Linked DNA regions of Homo sapiens: region 1 is linked to region 2. A link is a loop called in an ENCODE intact Hi-C map of the cell type or tissue named here. Cell type or tissue: OCI-LY7. All regions are shown on one strand. Each heading gives the region's core, and the rest is flanking DNA. Links, peaks and the distances in the headings are about the cores only.

Region 1 (10,093 bases), core at 1,433-9,432, 130 kb after region 2:
GGAAGGGAGTCATGTACAGTGAGTGTAGAAGACATCCCCCCAATCTTCATGGATACGCCTACATTGATAGAGCAATGTAGCAGTACTTGTACCCTGGATAGTGTGGAAGAGTCCATTGCCTATTACAGAACTAGCTAGAAGTTATCTTTTCAGTAGGAGAAAGTGCAAGATCAAAAGAGAAGATACTTAGAGGAAGGCCGAACACACACGGTAGTTAATTCCCTATAGTTTGTTGTAAAACAATATCAAGTGTTTAGAAATGGTCATTTGACCTAATATGGCCAATGATGGGAGGCATGCTGAAAATTTCTGGGAAAGGATTCCTCACTCCTAAGAAAGAGATATTAAAAAAAGAGGTGGTCCTTCTTCCTCTGGACATCGTATGTCTAGATGGGACTGCCAGAACTGCTACAGCCATATCGCTATCAGCCCAAGGAGGCAGCCAAAACATGAAGAGGCATAGCTAAGAGATTGGCTGCGAAGTGGAGCTGGAACCCTGGTGTAGCCCACACAGAGCCATCACTTCTTGTTACATAAGTTTCAATATTGCTTAAGCCAGTGTTCTGTGACTTGCTGCCAAGACCATTTGCTATACAAAGTACAACTGTTTTGGTGTGTTCTTTCCACACTAGCCACAGTTGGTGCATTAAGCTTCAACCAGAACAGTGGATCAATACATTGTGTAATGGCCCCTCTTTTCCCCAGTCCTACCTATTTTCTATCGTATACCAAAGTGCTGTCACCCCCAAACAACCCCGCCAGACTGTATCTTTGCTTAAACACCTCTACAGGCTTCCGATTTCCCATAGGGGCAACTGTCTTCCATGGCAGACAAGGCCCTTATGCATTGAGCTTCACCTGCGATCCTGTCATCTCCCGCCACTCCATGCCCTGTACCTGGAACATGAGCCATTCTGGCCTTCCCTCTGTTTCCCAACACAGTAGCTGTTTGTGTCTCTTGGACCATTTGTGGAAGCATTGTGCTGTCTAAAATGCCCTTTCTCATCTATTCTATCTGCACAGAAAAGTAGACTTTTCCATCTATACTTGTCTCTGGGAAGCTGTTCCCTGACTTCTCTTTTCTGTGTGTTTCTTAGCGTTTGTGTCATATCATCTAGGACCTTTTTAAATATCTGTTTATATGCACCAGTCCTCCCCATTAGCCTGTGCACCTATGATGGTTAATTTTATGTGTCAACTTGACTGGGCTAAGGAATGCCCAGGTGGCTGGTAAAACATCATTTCTGGGTATCTCTGTGAGGGTGTTTCTGGGATAGATGAGCATTTCAATTAGTGGACTGAGTAAAGAAGATCTGCCCTCACCAATGTGGTCAGGCATCATCTAGACCACTGAGGGCCCTGACAGAACAAAAAGGCAGAGGGAAGACAAATTCGTTTCCCATTTGGCTCAGACATCCCTCTTCTACCCTCAGCATCTATGCTCCTGGTTCTTGGGCCTCTGGACTTGGACCAGGACTTACTTACGTCATTGGTTTACCTGGTTCTCCAGCTTGCAGATGGCAGATAGTGGGAATTCTTGGCCTCTACGATTAAGTGAGCCAATTCCATAAGTCGAACAAATTGATCACTTTTGATGGATGACAGATATAGATAGATAGATAGATAGATAGATAGATAGATAGATAGATAGATAGATAGACAGACAGAGATAGATATATCCCATTGGTTCTGTTTCTCTGGAGGACATTTACTAATACAGTGCCTCTTGAGACCACCTCTGTAGCCTCAGTTCTGGACTCATCCGTAATAGGAACTTAGTGTTCCTGGAACAAATAAACAAACGAATGAATAAATGAGTACAATCCAGGATTTCAGAAAGTCAGAAACAAATTCTATAACATCTGGAGTCCTTCTGCGAAGTGAGCAACTACTTCCCACACCTCTTGAGGGTATCACAGCTAACCAGTCCACTAATACTTTCAACCCACACAGTGATTTGTTCCGCCACCTTAAGCTATATTCCTGATTACTGCTAATCTAAAGAGCAGGATCACTCTGGTGGGCATGACATTTTTCTACTATGTTTTAAGTGTGAATGCTGACTTCCGGCCACAACAGAGTTATTTGCAATGTTTGCTTAACACAAGTGTGACATCGTGTTAAGAAGTCTAATTCAGAAGCATGTTATGTAATAATACCAAAACAATTATCTTATCTATTTTTAATTAACTGGCTCCTACATATATTTATTTATTGATCAGACACAAAGCACATATACATATTTTTAATATGAAGCATTTCCGAAGAAGAAAAATGTTGGTAGGAATTAAAATTTTGTCCTATTTTTACATAAAGTGGTATAAATAGTAACATTTATGCATGTAAGTATGAATGTATGTTAAAAGAGAGAAAATAAATCTGTATGGAAATATATAATAGGGAAGAACACAGATTAATGTATCCAGGCATTATATTGATGCAATTTTTATCAACGGGTTCGCATCAACTGCTTGCCAATAGGACACAAACCATGGCATCCCAGGTCTGCAAAGCCACACTGGTCGCCAGCAGTTTGAAAAGTTGGCTGTAAATGAAGGTTTTCTAAGTGGCTGCTTATGATGCCATGTTGGTGGCATTAGTGCCTGGGAAATACGAAGAGCTAAATGCTTCCTCTATTTCATTTTCTAAATTTCATAGCCTGATGGCAGTAGGCCTGCAGGCACTGTATTCTGAAAGGATTATTGCACTTCCTGAGAAGTTAAAGTCACTCAGCTTTTGCCCCCATGGCTTGGGACACCAACCGAGACATACTGCAATCACACAGCTGCAATAGACTGTCTCTCGTGGCTTACTGCTTAATGATATTCCAAACATTAGATCTCCCTTCTATTATGTAGCCTCTTTGCCACCAACTCCCTTTTGCTTCTTTTAAGCCTTTTTTCATTTTTGTATTTACCTTATTTATCTTACCTTCACACTTCCGTGACCTGATTACCCTTAGACATAATCATCTCCGGTTTTCCTTTATGTATCAGTGGCTGCCGCTTGATATTATGGTGTTATTTTAATATCATAATGGAAAATGATAAAGGCCAATCAATTACTTTGTATTATCCATTTTGTTCCATTGGGATTGATTTTCCTCTATGTAATCATGTTTGCAGCCATAAAAACAAAGATTAAAAAGGGTTTTCTCTCTATTTTTCATATTCAAAAGAGTCATATTAGTAACTCTGCTTCATAATGTTGCCGCTAAGAGAGCTAAAGCTCATCTAGAGAAACGGAGTCCCTGGGAGGTGGCTTGAGTGATGGACAGGACCCAGGGCTAGTTCTAGGACACTGGCCCACGCCTCAAGTATTTATTTTCCCTGCTGTTCTCTGGAAAAAATCTGGCATTACATTTATGATTTAATAAATGGCAATCCTGTGTCGGCTGCACATTTTTGCACATCAGAAGAGGTTCCCACATTGTCACTTTGCCTTCTCCTCACCAGATAAACTGCTGAAACTCTCCCACGTCAAATAACCTAGAAATGTACCGATAATGAATCTTTCCCAGTGCGGCTGTGCCATTCACTCACTTAAACTTCAGCTGCCTGCTGAGGCTCTCGGTCCTTGAGAATAAATATACATTAGATGCAAGCAGGGTACATACAAACGCCAAGAAATAATACAAAGCAGGGTGAACAGCTTGCAGGAGGAACCTGCGGAAGACTCCAGTCTCTCTACAGCAGGGAGAGTCTCTGAGTGGGGAATCAGCTTCAAAGAGATGAGCTACGGAGACTAAGTCCTCTAATCACTAGCTTTACATGCACTGAGATTGACAAGCTGGTGGGCAGCCCCAAATGGCAGCCCTAGGCATGATAGAGAACTTAGCTTCTCCACAGCCCAGCTCGGCTGCCAGAACTGTGCTCCCTGCAACTCCCATGGCCAAATGGGTAGACGAACTGTTTGTCTTTTGTTTGGTGTAAAAACCCATAGAGAAATCCAGCTTGTATGCAAGCTCTGCAATGCTAGGGTTTTATCTGACCTCACTTTTATTGCTCAAATGCTCCAGACTCTCTTTCCCTTCCTCTTGCTCAGCGATTGACCCTTTTCCTTGAAATAAGCAAATAGCATGTATTAAAAATCATTTCAGGCTATGGGGTCCTGGAGCCAGGGATGAGGATCAGAGTGTGTGACATCACACTCTGATGTCAGAGTGTGTTGACACCAACATTCTCCTGCAGTATGCAGACACATAAGGATGCTGGTGGAATTTCAGAGATTGTCTCCTGGAGCTGCTGTGTCCCCTGTGCAGCAATCTGGAGGCTCCCTGGTGCCTGGGTTCACCTGGGGAGCTCTGCTACCACTGGCCCCTGGTTCTCCCCTCTAGAGGCTCATGAGATTCAGTTCTCAGGGTCCTTGGCTCTGGAAATTGCTGCTTCTGTCAGTTACTACAGCTTAGACTCAGTGTACGTTAGGGTGTGTTAGGACATGGCATGAATATTATTTGCTCCTGTTCTTATGAAAATGTGTATAACTGAAAGGAGTTACCTTTACCTGTGTGTTTGGAAGGTGCTTCACAAAACTGTTCTGCCCAGCTCCCTCCCTATAGATTCTGAGTTACACTTACCACTTCCCAATTCTAGAGACTTTCTCTTTTGCAGCTGCCTCATCTAGGGGAGTCCCCCAGGGGCCACACTGTTGCCTGACAAGCAAATGAAGCCAGGAGGAAGCAAGAAAGGCCGCCACAAAGCCATCCCCTCTCGCAACAAAGCCCTAAGCTCCTGCTTGCTCATTTGATTAAAACAAAGTCTCCAACTGCCTCCCACAGCACCCTCCCTTGGAGAGTTCATGCTCAGAGCCACCGAGTAATTTTTATTGTATAACAAACAGTTGCTTAAATAGGTTGTCTGCAAATGGTCATTATATCCGCCTCCCCCTCCACCTGCCACAAATCTCCCATGGTGGGGGGCAGGCCCTGGCAGCTGTCCCCCTGCCCACCCACCCCTCAGCAGCCCTCATAAATAAGCTCCAGTATCAGCAGGACCAAGAGAGACCTGCAGTGGTAGGAGGGGCTGGACAACCTGGAACTTTGAAGGAAGAATTCCAAATGCTCTGTGGCACACTTAGCACTTTGAGAGAAGGGAGGCTGTGGGAACAGAGTCAGATTTCTTCTGCAGGGAAATTACTCAAATAGGTTTTAAAATTTATAGTCCGTGTTGTGATAATAAATAAAAATAAAATATACTCCCCCCAACTCAGAGTTTCTTTGGCTGCAGAAGTCCTCTGGGGTTGGCTCCCTCTACTGCTATGCTGTTTAGACAGAAAACTGGAGAGTAGTTTTCCCTGAAGCTGCTCCAAGGCTCCGGCTTCTATTCCCAGTTGAATTTGCATTCCACCGGCTTGATTCCTCCTAAAAGGCACCTTCCTTCTCTGCAGACTAGCGCTGACCACCCTGACCCCCTCCACACCTCCTGTTCACTCCCACTATGATTCCTTCTTTCCTTTGGTTTCTGTCCTGCTTGGCCAGAGAAGCCCCTCCCAAATCACGAGCAGCTTCACTAAGCCATTGACAGCACACACTGATGTCTAATAACAAAGCATTGCTCAACGATCCTCACCCTATCTACCCTGTTGGTCCCAACTCCAGTGCCACTGCCCCCCATTCCGGCTCACATCTGTCTGCTGCATAACCCAGAGAGGTGACATGCAGAATTAAATTTAAACATTCAAAATCTAGGGTTCCAATTGTGGGTGCAGTTACATAATTACAACACTTACCATATAATAGAATAACATTGTTTAGGGTAAGATTTTGGAGTTGCACTAATGGATGCTTTTTTCTGTTTTCTGTAAACAGTCTTGATATATTGAAGAGGAGACATTGTCAGTAATCACAGTACTTCTCAATGCATCTCGTGAATTGTGTCCAAATGTAAGAAAAGCAGACTAGTTTTGAAATATCAACATCTGCCCTAATTTACTTGCTTCTGCATTATGGTTCTAATTGCACTCAATATAACCTATTGTTGTTGGATCCCCTCGGGGTCTTGGAAAAACTAGCAAAAACAACGTGGAATAGATTCCATGTGTGAAATCTACAGGCAATTTTTTTCCTTCGCCTTTTATTAAGTTAGAATTTATAACACTCCATGGCCCATATGAAAAGCATTTCAACTGATATCGGTGAAATTATCTCCTAAAACTAATCTCTCACATAAAAATTGAACTGGATGAACTTTTCTTGTAAGCAGCTGACAGGTGAGGAATCTTCAGTGAGATAACTTCAGTTTTGGAATATTCTTACATTAAACATATCCTTTGGGCAAATAATTCAAGTCATTTATAAAAAGCATTTTAAAGGTGCATGTATCTGAAATCTTTTTTGCACCTACATTAAATTTCATGTAATCTAAATCAATGACCATTTGCAGGGCCCCTTTTCTAGGGCACAGCATTATACATATTCTGGGGTTATTTGCCACATCCTTATTATTTTATTCTTATGACAACACCCCAAGAGTATTCTTTTTAGAATATTTTAGAATATTCTTGGGGTGTTGTCATAAGAATAAAATAATAAGGATATCTCTGTAGGAACAAAAGCAGGTCTATTTCTCAAAACATATTTATCACTGGGGGGAAAATGACATACAATTATCTTCCTTAATAAGAATTAATGTCTGTATTAAGCACCTTATGCATTATCTGTTTTGACCTGCATAACAACGTTTTAAGTCTCATGACCCCCATTTTACAGATAAGGAAACTGAAAAGGTTAAGAATCATACTCAGCTGATACGTGGCAGAGGCAGAATTAAACAGAGGTTAGTCCACCTATCACAGAAGCATTATTACAACAGGAAGACCTAAAATTGGCTTTTGTTGTTGAAGACGGTTTTCAATGCAGGCAGAATTTAGTGACTGTAGAAGAGCTGATGTTTGAATATTGTTAGAGAAGACCCCAGAGGAAAAAGTTGGGTCTGCAAGGAAAGTAAACTTTTATGACCGTGTTGTTTCAGAAGACTTGGCAGCACTAGTTACTCTCACAACTGCATGTATTGCTCTGTTACTTAATCAGTATTATACAGTGCCACTTAATCCTTTTTATGGCTTAGCTTGTCTTGTAATGTCGTTGTACTGCTGATAAACCCATTCACAGGAATAATGTACCTTTAAAAAATCGACACCAGGCTCTGTTTTTAATGTAAGGACATGTCTATGTGGAAGTTTATTATGTCCCAGCATTTATGACAACACTGACATTAAAAACAGGGTTACCCGGTAAAGACTTAGGAAACATGAAACCATTTTTAAAACAACTAGTTATTACACTGTCCTCTGAGATTCTGATTACAGGGCATGAATCCTCTTGAACCATGGGTTAAAAGTACCCAGATCTAATTTTTATCATAATATATGTATTAAGTATGTAACAGCTAAAACCACAGTAAAAAATTTAAAAAGTAAAAAAGAGCACCTCAGTCCTGAAAACTTACACAGGTTTCTTTTTTCGACTCGTAAAGACAATATTTATGATAACCTTTTTTGTAAAAGCTTTTTCAGTCAAATATCCATTCAGCTAGCAGTTTTAATTTTGCTAAAATAAGCATGCTGAAATGGAAGAATTTTTAACATCACATCGGAGTGACAGCATCAGTCTGCTTCCTTTGAGAATCAATTAGCAGCCAAACAACTATACAGACTCTGTAATGACACAAGTCTGTGGTATTTCCCCAAATTACCTGGAGCAAGGTAAATGGCATGAGAGCTTTGGTCACCAGGGAAAGCATGAAAGGATATACCACACAAGCATGAAGTTATTTAGGAAAAATCTGCAGGAAAAAAAAAAAAAGTGTCTAAGGCTACACGGCAGCTGTTTCAAATAATAAAATATCATTTGCATCTCTGCAGAGGGTTTTAGTTTTTTCAGCTGGTTGTGTCCCACACATTTTTTCCTGAACTTGCTGCTCATTGTTTTCAGCTTAGCCAGTTACAATTAAACCATCAAGTAGGTACACTTGTTTGTTTCGGGTGTATAAGAGACAGTAAAGCTTCATTTCAAATAGAGATACCCAAGAGGAAAGGGTTAGAAAGTGCTGTGCAAAGCTGTGAAACACTGACTAGCAATTTAAACTGGAATCAGGCAATTCAATGTGAATAGGGAAAAAAAACAAAAACAAAAACCAAAAAACAAGCCCTCACATACACAGTGTGTGTGAAGGGGCTGAGGATGGCAGAAAAGGTTTTATTTTTAGAAGTCTTTGCTAAATTCTTTATAAGCATCTCAATCTTTGTTAAAAAGAAACAGCAGATACGCACATTTCCTTAGGGGAGCATTTTTTTTTTTCATATAAAATTTTAGTAGTTGGCTGCCTACAGTGAGGCTTTTTGTAACAGAATATACAAATTGTATTTTTTATGGTTCCTTATTTATAGTGAAACAACCATTTTAATAAAATGATTCACTTAGATTATTTTATTGCTTTTCATTACGGATCTTCATATTTCTTCATTTGTTCTCATCTTTCTCCTGGCTAAAATTAAAATATTTGACTCTGCAATTAATCACAAATGAATTTGATTTTGGAGTATTTTATTCTTTCCAAAAGATTTGCTAAAATATCTTTCTACAAATGTAGAAATCAAAATCAATACAAATCATTTGGCTGCTCGTAGAAGTCACTCCTGAGCTGAGTTAAACGTTACTTAGAGCAAACATCTAGCATTTATTTATGGGGCAGGGGAAAAGGCAAAGTAAACTTAGTATGAGAAAGAACAAACTGTCCTCTGTTTTTTCAAATTATACGCACAATATTGATACCTACCAAATGCAATTTTTTTTTCCACAATGGTACAGTGTTTTGTTTTGTTTTGTTTTGTTTTGTTGGAGGGACAGAGGTGGCTGTTGTTTTGTATTTAAAAATCATAATCTAAAGTCTATTCTACAAATGGCTTTTTCATGTGGAATGTGCCATAGTTTATCTTAAATCATGAAGAAGAAATATTGTATTCAACAATGTGACTACTGTTAAAGAAAATTCTCAGGATTGTGCATCTGGATTCCAGTAAATCCAGTTTAAAGCAATAGGGCTTGCATTTGTGGAGATGAGTATGGTAAAATGTATCGCATTATATGAATGCCTTTTACATGCCTCTTAGAAACCAAAGGGCATTTAGACAGCCAATTGGACATTTATGGTTCCCCAAAATAGATTGTATCAATACAAGGTAATGATTTCTCACCTTATTTCAATATGATCTAAATCAATGTTAAACAGAACTGATAGTATTAATGCAAAATTAATCTAAAATTTTAAATTAGGGATTTCATTTAAACACTGGAAAATCCAAGAGCAGTCTCTTTGTTTTGAATTTATCTTATTGCCAAAATATTCCATACATTGCTTTGACAATATTCAGTGCACCTAGAGATTTATAGATAAAATGAGAAATTTCAATTGGAAAATATGTGTAAAGATAAATGCTGCTTTTATTATTAATTCATATTCTCACAGAATGTTGCAGCTTAAAATGTAAAACTATGCACACACAAACACACACACACACACACACACACACACACAGGCCTCTCCTCTACTTAATTTCCTGAGTTAATGTTCCTTCTCGGAAAATATATACTTTGAATAAGATGAATTAAATATGTTGGTTAAATTTTAGAATGCAATAAAATGATTACATTAAAAATGACCATATTTAAGGGAAAAATAGCTAAGTTGGGCTAATTTATTATTATTACTCATTGCATTTAAAGAAACTTGGACTAGAGATCAAAGTGCATTTTGATTTGTTTGAAAATTGTAAATGACCCATTCCCAGTTCTCCAACCCCATAAAGTTAGAATGCAGTCTGTGAGTACTCTCTGCTCTAATCAAGAAGGAAGGGGCTTCAGCTTCAAATGTCAATGCTGTAAACATGTTAAATCTGGAAAATATTTTCTAAGCAAGCAACCATGTGTAAAATTTACCGAACTTGTCATGAAAGGGCTGCAGCTGCAAACCTGCAAACTTCTCACTTCCATGAAGACTCCAGATGCTGAGACAGGGAAGAGAGGTTTCAGCTTGGCTCCCCAGCTGTTGCACCTTAGAGCTTTGCATGCCGCCATCTTCTCAGCGTTTCACCAGGT
Region 2 (10,093 bases), core at 732-8,731:
AAGCTCAACATGAATCAGTAGTATAAGATGTGGCTACAAATTTTTTTTTTTTTTAGTAATTTGAAGTGGCAACTCAGAGTGTGGAATCCAGATCAAGAGAATGATGAGTCTGTGTGCTGTATTGTTTAAACTTTAAGAGAGACATTAACCAACTGGATCTCACCTGAGAAGTGATCTGATTGGAAGACAGAATTTTAAACCATTTCTTGTAACAGCTGAAGAAACAAGAACTACTACCCTAATAAGGAAAAGACTTAATATATGATTGATTTTCTCAAATATTTCAAAGACTTTTTTTAGAAAGAATCATTTTATTCTCTACTGATCAAGAAAAAGAAGTCATATTCAGTCTATCAGATCCATGAAGAAGTTCATACTTAGTTTTTTCTTTGTCTTTATTTAACTCAAATTCAGTGTGGATATTTATGATAATCTGTTTCCTTTATAGATGATCTGTTTGTTGCTCAAGTTGACAAATACTATAACTAAGTCATCCTGCTTTCTGCTTGCAGGACAGGCATAAACTGTGGGATATGACTGATCCACAGTACTACATGTGTAGGAAAGTTGTGCAAAAAAGCTGGAAAGGTCGGTGGGGCTAAGAGGTCAGAGTGCCTGAAATGTGGATCTTTCAGGCTGAATTTTATTTTGTAGACAATGCAAACAACTAAGGAGAAACATGATGCACATTGCAATAGTCAGAAGCTGGAGGGGCTTTATTAGGCAACATGGTTGGAGAATGTCAGCTCAGCACACCAAAGGACTGATGCAGGAGGCATTTCCAGGCAGACTAAACCAAGAATTCAGTCTGGGTATACACATACACACACACACACACCATCCCAACCCTAACCCAGCATTCCCATGTCACACTGTGAAGGGGGTAAGCAAACAACAATAATGATACAGAGCCTGAGATGGTAAATAAAATACTCAATGTGAGTAAACTGCTGCTTACTAACCATCTCATGCCACCAGATTACCATTTAGGCTGAGGCCTTAACAAGTTCATTTGCCTTTACCTATACCAGAACCATTACCTTAACTGCTCAACAAACCCATTGTTAGATGGGCACATCGCTAGGGAGTGGAGAAGCAGTCCATGAAATGGAATGACTAGGTCTCTGCAGCCCAAAACTCTAACTTGGTTAAGTTTCTCGGGCATGGATTGAAATATATACTTTTATATTTGAGATCATGTAGCCATAGAATGAACCAATGCAGATGGTGAAAGTGGCACTGTTACCAAAACTTGCTCTACCTCGACCTTGGGCATGCATATACAATATATTTACTTAGCACATTTTCTCCGTTTATTAGGATGAGAACAATTCACATGTCCACTACTATTTCCTCAGCAAAAGTATAAAACGCTATAGATCATAGGTGGGTTATTTTCACTCTTTTCTGCTTTCCAGACTTGATGAGTGAGGAGGGCCCTCTCATCCGTCCATGTTTCTTAATAACCAGTGTTGCGCATCGTGTGCTGTGCTTCACCCTAAAGCTGCTCTGGGTGGTGGTGACGATGGTGAAATTTAAGACATTCAGAGCAAATACTTACACAACATAGGTTATTATGACTACAATTGCTATGATTTTTATGATTCCTGATCCTACAGTAATCCAGGGGGTAGTTAATCACTCCCTTGGTGAAAACTGTTTACCCATAAACACTTTCATGAAGGCTGAGTAGCAATTACGGTAATGGTTCTGGTATAGGTAAAGGCAAATGACCTCGTTAAGGCCTTGGCCTAAATGGTACCCTGGTGGCCTGAGAATGTTAGTAAGCAGCAGTTTACTCGCACTGAATATTTTGTTTACCGTATCTCAAGCCCTCTATCATTATTGTTGTTTGCTTACCACCCTTCACAGTGTGACATGGGAATGCTGGGTTAGGGCTGGGATGGTGTGTCTGTGTGTGTGTGTGTGTGTGTGTGTGTGTGCGCGTGCCCAGAGGTTTTCAACTGCTGGCTAGGAGTCTGCACATCTTGAACTGCAAGTTTAGGTACTCGGGTGACAGTCATCTCCTTTATTCTCAGGAATTAGTGGCGTTAATCTTGGTTTAACCACACTCAAATCCTGTAATCACTCATCCACTGATTTGTTTCAGCCAATGTCATAAATCCATCTAAATCCTTTACCTATGGAGAGAGAGAGAAAACCCTGAAAAGAATTATTCACTTGACTAGCCTGCTGGTGCTGTCATAAAACACTACTTAATTATTACTAACACTGCAACATTTAATGGATTTCCATTATAGGACTTCTAATCCTTTACTCTCTGTGGGTGGTAGACTCTTTGAAGAGAGCACAGCATCTTCTAAGATGCCCAGGGTTGTTATTATTCATGGCCAACAAAGTGGCCATGACCACACAGGGTCCAGCCTATACGGCCTTTGCTTCAGATTGTTCAGCACTGGCCAGAGCCGAGTCCAAGCCAAGATTTACTTAGTGGAGTACAAAATCTTACTGATTCTTTAAAGAGCACAACAGGCCATCCACATAGCCTTATACCAATTGAGAAAGAGGGAGAATGAGAAGAATGAAAAAACACGATGTTTTACATATAGGTATTCCTTTAAAAGTGAAAGGGCCAGGATGTTGGCCAAGCACCCTGTCTCTATGCACCTGGTCCTTCCCTTCCTATTTCGGCAGTTTTCTAGAGGACAGCCTTCTGATTTTTGTTTTATTCTTGCCAATTTCCTAGTTCACAGGTGTGATGAAGAAAGGTTCTTTTTCCTCTATAGGGCTGGAATCTTAAATGATATAATATGGACTCACCAGAAATTAGTAATTAAACCAATTCTAGTCTACATGATGGTTCAACCCACATAACTGTACAACCCACTGAATGTAAAACAAAAACAAGTTTTCAATGATGCCTTTTCTACCTCTAGCCTCACCTCTAGGCTACCTCTAGGCCCAGGTTATGCTTCTCACTACTCCACATAAGGTAGAACTTAGCCTGGCAGAGGAAGATGGGTGGAAAGGAGCTCTGGGTTGACCTAATTTGGTCAGAGGAAGGACAGTGATTCTGCCCATAGGTTCTAGCAGGTGTAACAACAATGGCATGGATGGCAGTGTGTGTGCATGCACTGGTGCATACATGTATACTTCATCAGCTCACCCAAAGTGAAAGCCACTGAGGTCAGTCTATTGCAGGGCTGGCTGGGTTTGGTCATGGTTCTTACAGGTAATGGTCAGACTGTCCTGTGCTGGAGTGTGGGTGCCTGAGCAGCCCACCAGTTTTCTCAGTCTTTCCCTAAAACCAATATCACTCTTACAATTCAATCATAGCATTTGCTCCAAAGCCATATTCCCGTATTTTAACAGCTTGTTTCATCTTTGTTATGACTGAGGACTTACAAAGGCTTCATCTAATTTAGGAAACAATCTGGTGACCAAAAAGAATTTTCTCAGAGACTCCACCAGCACAACTTCGCAATGCCATAAATCTTCAAAGAGCCAACAAATTTAAATGAAAAAAAGCTCATGTTTTCAATTAAGATTCAGATTTTGTTTTACGTCACTATTTAGGCATCAAAACAGGAGTAGCTGACCAAAACCATCTCAACATCATACAAAAGAGGAAAGAGGCAACAAAGACTCCAGAAGTACTGTGTCTGGTCCAGATGGCACACTTTGAGTCTAAAAATTCAGTAACAAATCTGCAGGGTTGTTGGTGTGTATGTGTTGTTTCATTTTTAATATCCCACACAGGTGGCTTGATTTGTCTATCCACAGAAGGATTACAACCAGCAAGTTGGAAGGAATTAGCCTCCAATTAAACTTCCATGCCACCTGCCTGGCAGCTTCTAGAACTAGACAGGGGCAGGTCATAGGTTCAAAGAAACTTGAGATTTGCAGGAACTATAGGAGGAGAGAAATGGAGCTCCTGTTCCCTCCTCTAGCCCTAAATGTTCTCAGCTAGATTAGGCACTCCCAGCACACAGGAGGCCCAACTTGCCTTTCCTATTTTCTAGGATGCTATTGTTTGCTTAATCCTCCCCTTGGGCTATCTAATCCTCACTTAACCACAAGTTAAGGACATTGCACCCACTTGGAACGCAGAGGAAACCAAGGCACAGAGCACTTAATACAGTGCAGGGTAGTCAGCGACCAATCAACGGCATTTAAAAAGGGTCACTTTATAGCAGAAAAAAAGACCACAGAAGGAAAGGATGGAAAGGAAGTCCATGAATAAGCTTATGTATGTATGTTTTTTCTTTAGAAAACAGAATTAGGAAGCAAGAAGTTTTTTTTTTTTAACTTTGGGAGTCAAGAAAAAAAATATATACAGCCTTGCTGCCTGACCAGTATGAACAGTGCTATTGAGGAAAGTGTATGCAAAGTGTTTCCTGAATGGCTCACTTCACAAGACCCAGCACACTCAGGTAACAGCTGATGTCCTGGCATCAAGCACCAGGGCCAGAACATGGCAGGAAGCAGATGGTGTCATATTTCCTGGGTCTCACTGTCCAGTTGAGTTCAGCACCTGTCAAGTACAAAATGAAACGTCTCTCTTTTCACAGAGCACCACACACATGGCAACCTGGGGTAGCAGCCATGGCAGTAACAGGAGTTCAGGAGAAAGAAGCTTCTGAGGCACTGGGGCATTCTGACTGAAGACAAGGAGGGCACAGGGCAGAACTGGCAGCAGGAGGTCATTCTCTCTTTTCATCCATTTAACAGACAGAGCAGAGTGGTTAGCAAGTCAGATGCTGAGAGAGCCAGTGGAAATTCAGTCACAGCAAAAAAAAAAAAAAAAAGTTAAACAGCTAAGCAAATTCTTGAGTGACCAGATGGACAGTCAGGTCACAGGTCATCAAATCAGTCACGCAATGCCACATAAAGTAGCAGGCTGGCACTAACAGGGAAGATCCACCTGGCAGGCTGGCAGACAGGCCTGCAGGGCATGGCACAGCTATCTAAGAAGAGTCTGAGAAGGGAGACAATGAGAAATGGGGGTCCCCTCAAAACCAAACCCTCTTAACCTGGTCAAGCTCCCCACATTAGCATCATTCCTTTGGGTTAGACTAATGTCTGCAAAGCAAAAATACATAACATCCTAAGTTACATCATGAACATTTATTTACTGATCAGTAGCTCAGTAAATACAGATATTATGTGTGTGTTTGCTCATCAGTATGCTCTACACAGAGAATTAGTTAGCCATCCTTGGCGGTGAGCAAGATCCTGGGGACCTATTAAGAGACCCATATATGTTGATGGGTATAGAGAAAGGGGAAGGAATAAAGCTCTCAGAGCTGCAGGCAGGAAGGTGGAAAAGAAGCCTAGGTGTGCAGAGGACAATAAAAGACCCTTAAGGGAGCTGTGGGTTGGGGCTTAAGGGAGTACTTGGGAATAAATCTTACCAGCTGGGGACACCATGGTAGAGAGGAAAACGTCTGAACGTCAGAGTTAGGCAAATCAGGTTTTTAAATTTACCAGGTTTGTAGCCTTAGGCAAGAGATTCCACTTTTCTGGGTATCAGTGTTTCCATTTGTAAAATGAGAACTGTCTCTACCTTGAGGAGTTGCGTGACATGTACTCACAGGTGAAAGGTACTCAGAGGATGACAGTAATTATTACTTGAAATTTAGCCTAAGGCGAGCCCTAACCTATAGAGCCCAAACTAGCTAGTTCAGGACACTTTCTGTTGCAAATGCTAGAAAGTCAACTGAAGTCCCTTAGCAGAACAAGAGAATGAGTTGGCTCATTTGTGAGGAGGTCCAGGGTTGCAGCTGGCTTTAGATGAGTCCAAGTCCATAGGCTCCACTGATCACCAGGGCTGTCCCCTTTTCTGCATTTTTTGGCTCTACCTTCTTTAGGTGTCAATGTTTTCCTGTTCCAAAACTATTGGCTTCTTTAATGTGACCAAAGAAGATGGTGGCCCAGCTTGCATTGTCCTTACTACCTAGTGTGTGGGCCATTTCTGAGCAGTGCATCTTCACCCTGCAGACCATCTTGCTACTAGAGACTCAGGGATAGGTCTGGGCATGTGCAGGCCCTGCAAGTCAAGCTGTAGCTTTTCTCTACCCACCCCTTTCCTGACTTTCTCTTTAGTATGTTAACCTAGTCAGTGTGGATATCAGGGAACTCATGATTCTGAAGACTTGCCCCAAGTTTGTGTCATGTGGACGAAGCACTCATACCTTGGAGAACTTGTGTCAGCTCCAGTCTGGGACCATGGTTCACAGGGGCTGTGCTCTTGCTCACTGGTACCTCCAGACGCAGTGCTGCACCTCTTTATTCCAGAACACAGGGCCTCTGGTCTACTTGTTTTTCTGCTTTCCTACATGCTCTCCTTTCCTTCTGCCCAAAGACTCCCAGTTGCTGGAAATCTAGAATCGGTGTGTTACTGTCTCCTTTATTTGTGCCACATTTCCTTTACTAAAGCCCCACTCTCCTCCCAGAGTGTGGTCATTACATCTATAGGTACCTACAGCCTCATATGTCCAATGTCCACTACCTTGAAAGCTTTAGAATCCGAGACATCTGTGGCCTATCCTCTGTGGTAGGAGCATGGTGGAGCCATGTTATTTGTATGTCAAAGATCATCTGCTTGTTAGTTAAAAAAAAATAGGGGAAACATTGGCCCCTCTCTTTAAAAGCTCTCCTCCTCCATGATCCCCTAGAGTAATTAAGAGATACCAAAGCAATATTTAGGACCGTAGAGAAAAAGAAGGACTACTAGCAAGGACTGGGTAACTTCCTCAAACTCTAGTTGCTATTCTTTCCCCTTTTTCTTGTACAAGGCAGATGAGAGTCATGAGAGGAATTAATGCTTAACAACTTGAATAACTAATTATCTGCTAATGAGTCCCCATTAGGCTCTTACTGAAGTGGGTGTCATCTGTAAATGCAGTGTTTTCTGGAGGCTTGAAGGCCTCTAACGGTACATCATAAATATTCTTTGAGAAATTAAAGACAAAGTAGCAGCCGGGCGCAGTGGCTCATGCCTGTAATCCCAGCACTTTGGGAGGCCGAGGCGGGCAGATCACGAGGTCAGGAGATCAAGACCATCCTGGCTAACACGGTGAAACCCCATCTCTACTAAAAATACAAAAACAAAAATTAGCAGGGCGTGGTGGCGGGGGCCTGTAGTCCCAGCTACTCGGGAGGCTAAGGCAGAAGAATGGCGTGAACCCAGAAGGCGGAGCTTGCAGTGAGCTGAGATCACGCCACTGCACTCCAGCCTGGGCAACAGAGTGAGACTCTGTCTCAAAAAAAAAAAAAAAGAAAAAAAAAGACGAAGTAGCACTGATCTCTTTTTGGCTTCCTGAGGACTCTCCAGTCACTGTGAGTCCCCAAGGCTTAGAAGGTCTTCTTGACTAAAATAGGAAGAGCCTGGACTTCAGACTACCCACTGAGTCTATACTCTGCTTCAGTGTTAGTCCCAGATATACACCATCTGAGATGACAATTAAGGGGAGAATTCACATGATGTAAAACAAAGAACCGTGGATTGTGAGAGAAAACACCTAAGTCTTAAGTTTTTGCTTATCCAACAAGAGTTGGGGGGAGTTGGGCAAGGCACATACCTTACCTGCACCACAGGGTTCTCATCTACATAATTAGAACATTAGAACAAATCATGGCCTTGATGAGCTAATTTTGTCATTGTGGAAATGAACACATACACAAACATTACAGTGCAACAGGGGTTTACACGAGGTGCTGTGTCAGCCCAAAATGGGGCTAATAACTGAACGGCTACAAGCTTCCAGGACAAAAATACCATGTCTTCTTTATATCTCTCCCCAGTACAAACAACCTGGCACATAGCATGGGCTTAAAAATACAAATTGTATGGATGGATAGATGGATAGTTGGATGTGTGGATGGAAAAATGAATAGCTAGGTGAGGAAATAGATGGAGGTGTATGGATGGATAGTGATATGGTTTGCCTGTGTCCCTACCCAAATCTCATCTTGAACTGTAGCTCCCATAATCCCCATGTGTCTTGGGAGGGACCCAGTGGGAAGTAACTGAATCATGGTAGGGAGGTTTTCCTGTACTGTTCTCATGACAGTGAATAAGTGTCATGTGATCTGATGGTTTTATACAGGGGAGTTCCCCTGCACGTGCTTTCTTGCCTGCCGCCATGTAAGACATGTCTTTACTCCTCCTACACCTTCTGCCATGATACCGAGGCCTCCCCAGCCATGTGGAACTATGAGTCCATTAAACCTTTTATTCTTTATAAATTATCCAGTCACAGATATTTCTTCATAGCAGTATGAAAATTGACTAATACAGATAGGTAGAAAGATGAATGGCTGGGCGAATGGATATGAATGATTAAGGGAAGATATCCAGATAATTGAGTACAACTAAGGATTATGCGGACCAGAGAGAACTGAGGGTAAGACTGAAGCCAGTGAGAGTGAATTGTGTGCATAAATAGCAAAATTTTGCCACAGTAAACCTACTGGTATAACAAACCTTACAGTGAAAGGCTTTGTATAAATGTTTTCCTGTTATATTAAGTCCAGGAACAGGTTCATATTTTTTCTTTTGCCTCATGGCCACATTCCTCTTTAAATGTTCTAAAATATGAGGTGAGTACATTCAAGGCCATCCTGTCAAGCACAATGTAACTTTGAATGGAGTCCATTTCAATAGCCTCTCTTTATGCAGTTCATTTAAAAATAAAAACCAATTCATCAGGTAGGCTTTGAAAAAGGGACTGGGCTTTGAGTCAAGGTACCCAGCCTACACTGCATTCATTTATTCACTCATTTATTAATTATTTCAACAAATAAGAAGTATTTGCTCTGTTGTGTGCCAGGCATTGTGTTAGAGAATGTTGGGATAGGAGAGAAAGTAATGATAGGCAAGACACACTCAGATCCTTCCTCTGGCCCCTTCTCCACTGTCAGTTCACAGTGCACATTTCCACCCCCATTGTCCTATCCCTGGCTTTTCCCAGAGAGATGGAAGGTAGAAAGAAATGTGATTAACCACCTCAATTCTCATTCCTTACTTCTGAGAGGCATTTCCCTCACCTGTGCTTTTTAAATACACACACACACACACACACACACACACACACACACACACACACACACAGAGCTAGGCTTCTTCCAGATCTGTTCCAGTCCCTATTACCTTTCCTCCCCTCCCACAGTCAGGAGAGTTCACGTGCCTTAATTATGTAGCCCCCTGGCAGACACTAGCTCAGCACGATGCTGAGCAAGTTAATGTTCCTGGGCATTGCTACCCTCCCACTTCTTGCGCAACGACTTTTCTTCCAGGTGAACTGAAGGGATTGGCTCTTAATGTGCAGTTTCCCTGAAATCCCATGCCAATGCAGGTCTTTATTGTGCCACACTGTACCCGCAGTAACTAGCTCGAAACACAAGTTTATGGATTCTGAATCTAATGATGAACCAGACTATACAATCTTTCAGAATTTACCAGAGACTCGACCCTAACAAAAGTAGAGCAGAAGTTAAGAATATCCTAATATCCAAAAGCTCAGAGGATTTCTTCTAAAGCTGTGCTGTTTACCCTCTTAATACTGTTGGCGATTCAAAATCAATGTAATACAAGCGTTCACCAGAAACATACCAAATGCCCAACAGGATAGAAATCGGGTCTGTGACACCTTCACTAATAAGGGATGACAGTGAACAAGCAATAAAACAGGCTCCGCAACTTTCAGACACTCTCGCCACTAATGTGCATGGCATTCCCTTCTTGGAGATGGTGCTACCTTATTAGCATGAGAGAATCAAAAGACAGTAAAGATCATTCCAAAGCATTCTTCCAGGTGAGTAACCTAGAATAACACCACTCATCTGAGAATTAAAACAGAGTTGACAAGGTCTTACAGGGATATTTCAACCAGGATTTTAATCACTGATACGTGCCAGCAAGATTAGCCTTAGGAATAGTGGGGAGTAGATATCCTCGGTGTGAGATCCAAAATATCTATTCATTTGCTTGTGGCCCCCTCTAACTTTCTTCCTATCTTTGAATGAGCAAGGTTCACATTAAAAACCGAACACTTCAAGACTTGAGCCTTTGCAGTGGCATTCCATCAGCCTGAAATGCTTTTCCTCCAGAAATCCCATAACCAGCCCG

Evidence for each region. Hi-C counts contacts between places; a loop is a spot of excess contacts. Peaks named below come from ENCODE experiments on the same cell type or tissue, not always from the same donor. Only the 100,000 strongest peaks of a DNase experiment are listed, where the experiment ranks them.
Region 1: it touches region 2 in a loop (2.0-fold over the local background); 2 of 110 quality-filtered maps call a loop at or near these places.

Annotation. Positions count from the first base shown.
Region 1 is chr1:83,756,635-83,766,727 of GRCh38, forward strand. All of the region lies in intron 1 of LINC01725 (long intergenic non-protein coding RNA 1725), which reads right to left. Among named protein-coding and RNA genes, the nearest start is that of LINC01725, 99 kb to the right of the region's middle. RefSeq lists an enhancer at 4,267-4,416. In OCI-LY7, for the core only: a CTCF peak has its summit at 4,725; DNase peaks (open chromatin) are centred at 4,677 and 6,807; H3K4me3 peaks cover 5,623 bases; H3K27ac peaks cover 5,970 bases.
Region 2 is chr1:83,622,375-83,632,467 of GRCh38, forward strand. All of the region lies in intron 2 of LINC01725 (long intergenic non-protein coding RNA 1725), which reads right to left. Among named protein-coding and RNA genes, the nearest start is that of LINC01712, 180 kb to the left of the region's middle. In OCI-LY7, for the core only: no CTCF peak of the experiment used is centred there; a DNase peak (open chromatin) is centred at 4,427; H3K4me3 peaks cover 388 bases; H3K27ac peaks cover 877 bases.